3 separate regions of the Homo sapiens genome follow, and all the other regions are linked to region 2. The links are chromatin loops, found by intact Hi-C in ENCODE. Cell type or tissue: B cell. All regions are shown on one strand. Region 1 has its middle 130 kb from the start of KIF5B. Region 2 overlaps EPC1-AS1 (EPC1 antisense RNA 1). Region 3 overlaps ARHGAP12 (Rho GTPase activating protein 12).

The links. Hi-C counts contacts between places; a loop is a spot of excess contacts. Peaks named below come from ENCODE experiments on the same cell type or tissue, not always from the same donor. Only the 100,000 strongest peaks of a DNase experiment are listed, where the experiment ranks them.
Region 1: it touches region 2 in a loop (30-fold over the local background); 58 of 110 quality-filtered maps call a loop at or near these places.
Region 3: a loop joins it to region 2, with 6 times the contacts of the local background. A loop is called at or near these places in 7 of 110 quality-filtered maps.

The regions. Positions count from the first base shown.
Region 1 is chr10:32,189,951-32,192,450 of GRCh38, forward strand. No RefSeq gene overlaps it. Among named protein-coding and RNA genes, the nearest start is that of KIF5B, 130 kb to the left of the region's middle. In B cell, CTCF peaks have their summits at 1,143 (motif pointing right) and 1,349; a DNase peak (open chromatin) is centred at 1,121.
Region 2 is chr10:32,366,543-32,369,042 of GRCh38, forward strand. The region is part of intron 1 of EPC1-AS1 (EPC1 antisense RNA 1); the gene reads left to right. It also overlaps a transcript of EPC1 not described here. Among named protein-coding and RNA genes, the nearest start is that of EPC1-AS1, 20 kb to the left of the region's middle. In B cell, CTCF peaks have their summits at 1,470 (motif pointing left) and 1,670; a DNase peak (open chromatin) is centred at 1,459; H3K27ac peaks cover 816 bases.
Region 3 is chr10:31,861,258-31,863,757 of GRCh38, forward strand. ARHGAP12 (Rho GTPase activating protein 12) reads right to left here. Exons shown (of 20, transcript NM_018287.7): 4 at 138-401. Among named protein-coding and RNA genes, the nearest start is that of ARHGAP12, 66 kb to the right of the region's middle. In B cell, CTCF peaks have their summits at 1,143 and 1,342; a DNase peak (open chromatin) is centred at 1,314.

The sequences.
Region 1 (2,500 bases), 180 kb before region 2:
TAGTTAGGAAAGTCCTCAGGGTTCCTTTCCCAGCCGCCTGGACCCAGGCTTGTGGACAGAGCAGGAGGCAGACCAAAGCCTTTCTTCCTCTTGCCCTCAGAGGAGTGGGGATATTTAGTTTCTTCTGTAGATTGAATGTTTAAGTCCCCTCAAAATTCACATGTCGAAGCTGGGCACAGTGGCTCACACCTGTAATCCCAGCACTTTGGGAGGCCAAGGCAGGCAGATCATCTGAGGTCAGGAGTTCAAAACCAGCCTGGCCAACATGGTGAAACCCTGGCTCTACTGAAAATACAAAAATTCACCCAGCGTGGTGGTGCACGCCTGTAATCCCAGCTACTCGGGAGGCTGAGGCAGGAGAATCACTTGACTCCGGGAGATGAAGGTTGCAGTGAGCAGAGATAGTGCCACTGCACTCTAGCCTGGACAACAGAGCAAGACTGTGTCTAAAAAAAAAAAAAAAAAAAAAAAAAAATTCACATGTTGACACCTAATCCCTAATGTGATTGTATTGTAGGTGTGGAGGTGATAAATTTCTATTTATCTTGCACCTCCCAAAGGTGATTAGGTCATAAAGGTGGAGTCCTCATGAACAGGATGAGTGCTCTTACAGAAGAGGCTTCGTGGACCACAGAGAATGCAAACACTATATGATGTGGTCTCTGTCCCAAAAAGCTTATGATACAGTTATCAGCATCACGGTCACTGTTCTCACTGCTTTCTACGGAGTTCTTACATCCGAGGCAATGTGGGGATCCACTGATTCATGTAACTCACATGATCATGGAAGAAGGTGCCTGATATGTGAGTCCTAGAACTCCTCATTCTGTATTGCTCTCTCTCTTTTAATGAAGCTTCCATTTCTAGACTACTCCTCTCTGGCTTTTCTCCTATTGCATCTCCATGAAATGTTAACAGAAACAACTCTTTTGCTTCTCATCATCAGCTTGTGAGGAGGCATGACAGAAGTGACACATTCATAACAAAGAAGATGGGAGAAGACTAAAAGATGTAAAGAAATAAAGTACCTATTGCAGTGCTTGGCACAGAACAGTTTCTAGAAAAATATTAGTTCCCTTTTTTTTCTTTTGTTTCACTGTGTCTGCACTAATAATTAGTGCCACTAGATGGCAACTTTTGGTCTAAAAACTACCCAGACAATCACTTTCAAATCTTAAAATACTTTTTGGGTTCTCTGTAACTGTATTCCACAGTGACTTTTAATGTAACAAAGTAAGAAAAATCTATTTGGGTTCCAAATAATGGAAAATGTAAATAAGTGAGCAGCAAAGTGCTCTTTGGGCAGAAAAACTGTCTAATGCTATGTCCTGGCCAGAATTTGGCATATAATTCTGCTTAAGAGTATTAATTATTGTGACTACTACTTAAGCACACTGAATGTTAAATTTCTATTTATCTTGCAGGATTCTCAGCATTCCCTGGTGACAATGCTTGTTTCATATTTAGGAGCTCCCCATATTTGCAGCAATCTATTCTTAGAAATAATTTTTTTGGAGAGTTCACTGGCCACAGATCACTCAGATACTGTTCCCCAAGAATTGAAAGGACAGAATCCTCAGCAAGCATTTTTTAAATTATTTACTTTCATTGCTATATAAGAGTTGTATATATTTGCTCAGTAAACTCTTGCAGGAGAATTTAGAGTAACATTTCAGCCTTTTCTCTCAAGTTTGTGATTTTAAAAATGGCTGGAAACATTTATTGAGCACTTATTGTACTGCCAGTTATTATGTTGCATATTATATAATAATCCTATGATAAGTTGGTGGAATTTTTATTTTTTCCAACCAATTTATGTTTATTCCAAAATTGCGAAGTTGGTTAAATATTTGAGAAACAAACAATGTAACTTATGTACTAAGAGAATAAAGGAGGAAAATTGTATAATTTACTCATTAGATACAGGAAAGTCTCCACCAAAATTCAATACTCATTCAAAGTAAAAACTCATTGCAAACTGTGAATAGACGGAAACTTCTGGCTGGGGGCAGTGGCTCATGCCTATAATCCCAGCACTTTGGGAGACCAAGGCAGGTGGATCACCTGAGGTCAGGAGTTCGAGACCAGCCTGGCCAACATGGCAAAACCCCATCTCTACCAAAAATACAAAAAATTAGCTGAGTGTGGTGGTGCACACCTATAATCCCAGATACTCAGGAGTCTGAGGTGGGAGAATGGCTTGAACCAAGCAGGTGGAAGTTGCAGTGAGCCGAGATTGCACCACTACACTCCAGCTTGGGTGACTGGTCTCAAAAAATAATAATAATAAATTTATTAATAATAAAATTAAAAATTAAAAACATCTTTGAATCAAAGGACACTATCAACAGAGTGAAATAATAATAAAATTAAATTTAAAAACAAACTTTAATTTGGTAATGGGTATCTGCAAAAAACCCTACATTAAATCTTACTAATTTTTTGGTAATTAAAGGCAATTTTAATAGAAAACTTGCTATTCTATTATTTTTCCCAATAC
Region 2 (2,500 bases):
ATTGTTTCAGATTTTCCTTATTAAAATTGGAAATCAGTATTCAATAATCATAAGAATAGTCTGCCATCAATTTTTTTTGGCCATTTATAGTGATAAATATGAGGTATTATATCAATACATGTAAAGAGGTATATATAAAAAAGCAAAATGACAGAACAAAAAGCAGCACACAGAGTGCAACCCACACAGTGATCACAGCCTTCAAAACGTGTGACAGGCATTGAAAGAATCATGAAGGAACACAGACAGAGAGGTTTCTCCTTAAGTGTGAGGGTATGAAGCAGTGTGCTACCATCTTCCTCACAAGTTGGATGGAGAGATTGCAGGTGAGTATAATGTAGCCTTTGCCATGGCAAATTCCAGAGCTAAAAAAAAATCTACGTGGAAATTTCCAGTTTTCCACTCTTAACATCACTAACCATCCAAACTATGTACGTATGTATGTATGTATGTATGTATTTTTAATTTTTTGAGAAAGAGTCTTGCTCTGTTGTCCAGGCTTGAGTGCAGTGGCACAATCTTGGCTCACTGCAACCTCCAGCTGCTGGGTTCAAGCGATTCTCCTGCCTCAGCCTCCTGAATAGCTGGGATTACAGGCGCCAGCCACCACACCTGGCTAATTTTTGTATTTTTAGTAGAGGTATTGCCATGTTGGCCAGGCTGGTCTCGAACTCCTGACCTCAAGTGATCTGCCCACCTCGGCCTCCCAAAGTGCTGGGATTACTGGCATAAGCCACCACACCCAGCCTTTCGCTATTCTTATTAATGTAAAGACTGGCATGAGCCACCGTCCCCGGCCCCAAACTTTTTTAAAACAATAGCTGAAGAAACTTTTAAAAAGGCTAGTAAGAGATGAATTTCACTAGAAAAATCTGATTAAATGTAATGTAGATAATTTTGAATTTTAGACATAAAGAAAAAATTTTAATTTAAAAGTCCAGAAAATTTCATAATCATAACAACTCAAAATTTAAAATTCCATATATTGGCATATAAAATAACATGTATATTAAACTTTCAATTCTTTTTAAATGATATATTTTTTCAAGTTTCCCCACTTTTTCACTAGGGAAACTTGTGAATACAGTATAGCTGAACAAATGTATTTTTAAAAATGCAAAATCGTAAAGTCATATAAAGGTGTGTTTTCCAATTGAAATGTACACATTTGTATTGAATTCTGAGTTTGTATTTATTTGAAAGGAAATAATAAGCAGACAACTGCCTGTTTCTATCCTCTCAAATAAACAGCAGTGCCATTCTGCTGTTAGCCAGCCTAACACAGTGCAATTGTTATTTTTCTTTCGTCTTTTCTCTGTCATTTTCTGTTCATTTTTGGGAGAAGAATGCTAAGTTACTAATATAAGTAGCCTTATAAATGTAAACTCATAATTGTCAGGAAATGTTACATAAGCGAATGTCTTCTGCGTCTTTCAACTTTTTGGTGCCCTTATGCTGCCCCCTGCTGTCCAGTGTCCACACTTACTGAAAATTGTCCCAAACTTCCAACCTTTTCTACTTCTCTTTACTCCGCCATCAAAACTTACCTGGCAAGAGACCCAGACTGTTGGAGTTTCCCTCCACAATGCCAATGGGTTAACAGACAAATAAAAGAAAGAAGTAGTTCTCTCTTTATTTATCCCTTCATCATTTTCTGGCAATTGACGCAAGCATTTGAACTGGTGCTCTGTGGGCAATGCCTGATTTCTAGGTTCCCCAGCTTGGGATTCCAAACCCTCCCTGTGTTAGTCCAAGCTACTCTCATGGACCTGTCTCTCCCAGTGTCTAACCTCTGCACATCATAGCCTACTCTCTATCCGCACTGGCTTCTAGCTGTGTTTCCCACAGCCACGTGTGTTCTTCCATCTTTGCCTGTGCCCACACTGCTTTCTCTACCTGGAAGGTCTTCTCTCAATCTTTATCTGCTGAAAGTTTACCCATCCTTCAAGGTTCCAGTCAAAACTACCTTTTCCTTTATGGCTCAGGGAAGTGTTTTTTTTGTTTGTTTTGTTTTGGTTTGGTTTTTTAATGTAGTAGAAATTCAATAAAGATTTATTTAATGAAAGAAAAGCAGATAATAAACCTTATACTCTATGTGACTCATTGACTTAACAGAGTACTTGGAGAAGATAATGACCTATTCCAGGCAGCATCTTTAATACTGCAAAATCCATACACCTGAATGCGGTAATCTTTTAAATTCGCGTCGCACTGTGTAAGGCCTATTTTGATCTCTGAAATCAGGTTTGTCTAAGAAATACAGAACTTAGAGTACATCTTGAGTACTTATGGCAAGTCTAGCGCTATTCAAGGCACTTTAGATGCACAAACTCATTGTGTTCTCTCAACAGCCATGTGAGATTAAGTAATATTACTTTGTTTGATAGAAGAAGAAACTGAGGGTCTGGACAATTGGTAGTAAAGGGCAAAGTTAGGAACTCTGAACAGATCAGACAAAGCCGTGTACTTCAAGTGTTCTCCTAATGTCTGCAATAGAAAT
Region 3 (2,500 bases), 510 kb before region 2:
AAGAATTTTTAATGATCTTAGAGATCACGTGTTTTAACATGCTGACAGTAAGAAACAAAACTATTTACTTCTTTGGTTTCTGAATAATGAAAAGAGAAAATCTGGTAACTTGCAGTTGATTCCTTAATTACTCATACCTCTTGATCCCCTGGATTTTGGAAATCTCCTTTGCTGATGCTTGCATCCCGAGTCCAACGAGGAGGTTTCCAAGTTCTTTCCTGTGTCCCTCTGTTATAGTAATAGCAACGCCCTGAGCTGTCTTTATGAGTTTCCCATTCTCCATTAATCTGAATTGCCGGGCTCCCAGGAAGTGGGGGAAGAGCAGACTGGGATATTTTCAGTTCTTGAAGGTTAGCATAGACAGGAGAATCTGGCCTTCCTTGATTTGGAGGTGTGGTTGCCTGTGAAATAAACATTTTTAAATTTCATGTTTAAACTGGTATAACATTTAAGTCAAAATTAAATGAAACAGGAGATTTATAAACAATACTAACTCATTTTAAAACATATATACAGGTGAATATATTCTGAGGAAATAATAATTTAACAGTTTTAATATTCATAGTTTCATTGAAAAATAAATAAAAGCTTCAAACCAAATCCAAAGTATGCATAATACTTTCCTTTACCTGAAACAGTGTGATGGACAGCCAAGAGCTGTGGGTTCTAATTCAAGATCTGGCACTAACAAGTTGTATGATATTGGGTAACATCACTTTACTTCTTTGAAAGTGAAATTTTTTATCTCAAGAAATGAGGGAATTGGACTAAACCACCAAGGTCTTTTTTGGCTCTCAAATTCTATGATTTTAGGCAATACTTTAAAATATAAAAAGTTTTACATATGAGTAGCACAGCTTTTATTATGAAAATTATCAAAAGAAAGATTTCATATTCTAAGCTCTAACATTAAATCAGGAACATAAGTGAAACATAAAAGAGGAATAATACTTAAGCTAAGAATTTACTACATTCTATTCCTTCTCAGGTATAATTTCTCAGAGGCTATAAACAAATCATTTAATCTCTTCCTAGCTTCCTTATTTGTGAATTTCCTAACAGTAGAAAAGTAAGAATTAGTAGTAACTCTGATTTACATGTTTAATGTTTAGCTACAGCTTTATTTTTTATTTTTAAATATCTCACTAGATGTCAGTCAAGAGCAAGCTACTTCATACCCTTTGTATAAGGGCACTGTAAATTGTATTAGGTTACACAGAACTTCAGTTGCTGAAGAAAAAAAACACACGTCTGAGAACACCTGCTTATGTTATGTATTTGTATTTCTGTATATATTTTCCTTTTACAGCAAGATTTCTTAACCCTAGCACCACTGACATTTTGAGACACAAAGTTATTTGTTGTAAGGGCTATCCTCTGCACTGTGGGATGTTTATCAGCTTCCCTGACCTCTAACCACCAGATGACAGTGGCGCATGCACACACAGACACACACACACACACACACACACACACACACACACACACACACACGCCTCCGACGTGACAACTGAAAAGCCTCCAGACACTGATGAATGTCCCTTGGGGGCAAAACTGGCCCTAGTTGAGGAACCACTGCTTTTCCCTATAAATCCTAGAATTATATTCAGATGTTCAATTACTTCTGAAATGTAACTAGAGTTTCATGAATGCTTTAAAATACTGAATTTGAAAAGAATACTGAATGGAAACACTGAATCAGTTTTATTGAAATTAAAGTGCTTTAACTTCTAAAAATATTTGTCTATAATGTTTGTGAGTTTAAATCACAGAATAAGCTCTGTGAAAACAGTAAAAATAACCCAAACACAAATACATGTTTGTGAAATGGTCACTGTTGGTCTTCTTACACATGGTAGTTATACATGTACTATATTCAATGATGCAAATTCGACTATTTTCCTTAAAACGTTAGCTTCAAATTTATCACTAAACAACATCTTTCTATGAAGAAAATCTATCCATGGAGACAGATATCATTTCTCCTTCAGATTAATTCCATATCCTAGTGAATGTGTTTTCTCTGATGAAAATAAATTCTGTTAATATAAAAATTCTATATGGCAAATCATGTCTCAGAACCTAGAATATCTAGAGAATATTTATTCAACCAATATTAAAGAAGTTCTTACTTTGCTCCTGATATTTGACTAGAACTTGGGGAAATAAAGATGCTAAGAAACAGCCATTTTCTAAATGATGTTTATGAACAAACTCTACTAAATCTTCAAGAAACAATTCCTGTTGTTTAAACAGTTTAAATTTTTAAAGTTTTTCCAGCTAGAAAAACCTGAAGTGGCCTTCAGCACAATCTATAAGGCTAGCATAATTCTGAAACAAGAGCAGAGAAGAATTAAATAAAAGAACACTGTAACATATCTCACTTATAAATATGGAAGAAAATATCCTAAATAAAACATTAGAAATCTAGCACTACATTAAATGAAACAAGCACAGATATTAAGAAAGTCTGTCTTTAGGAAATCTCATATTGTAATTC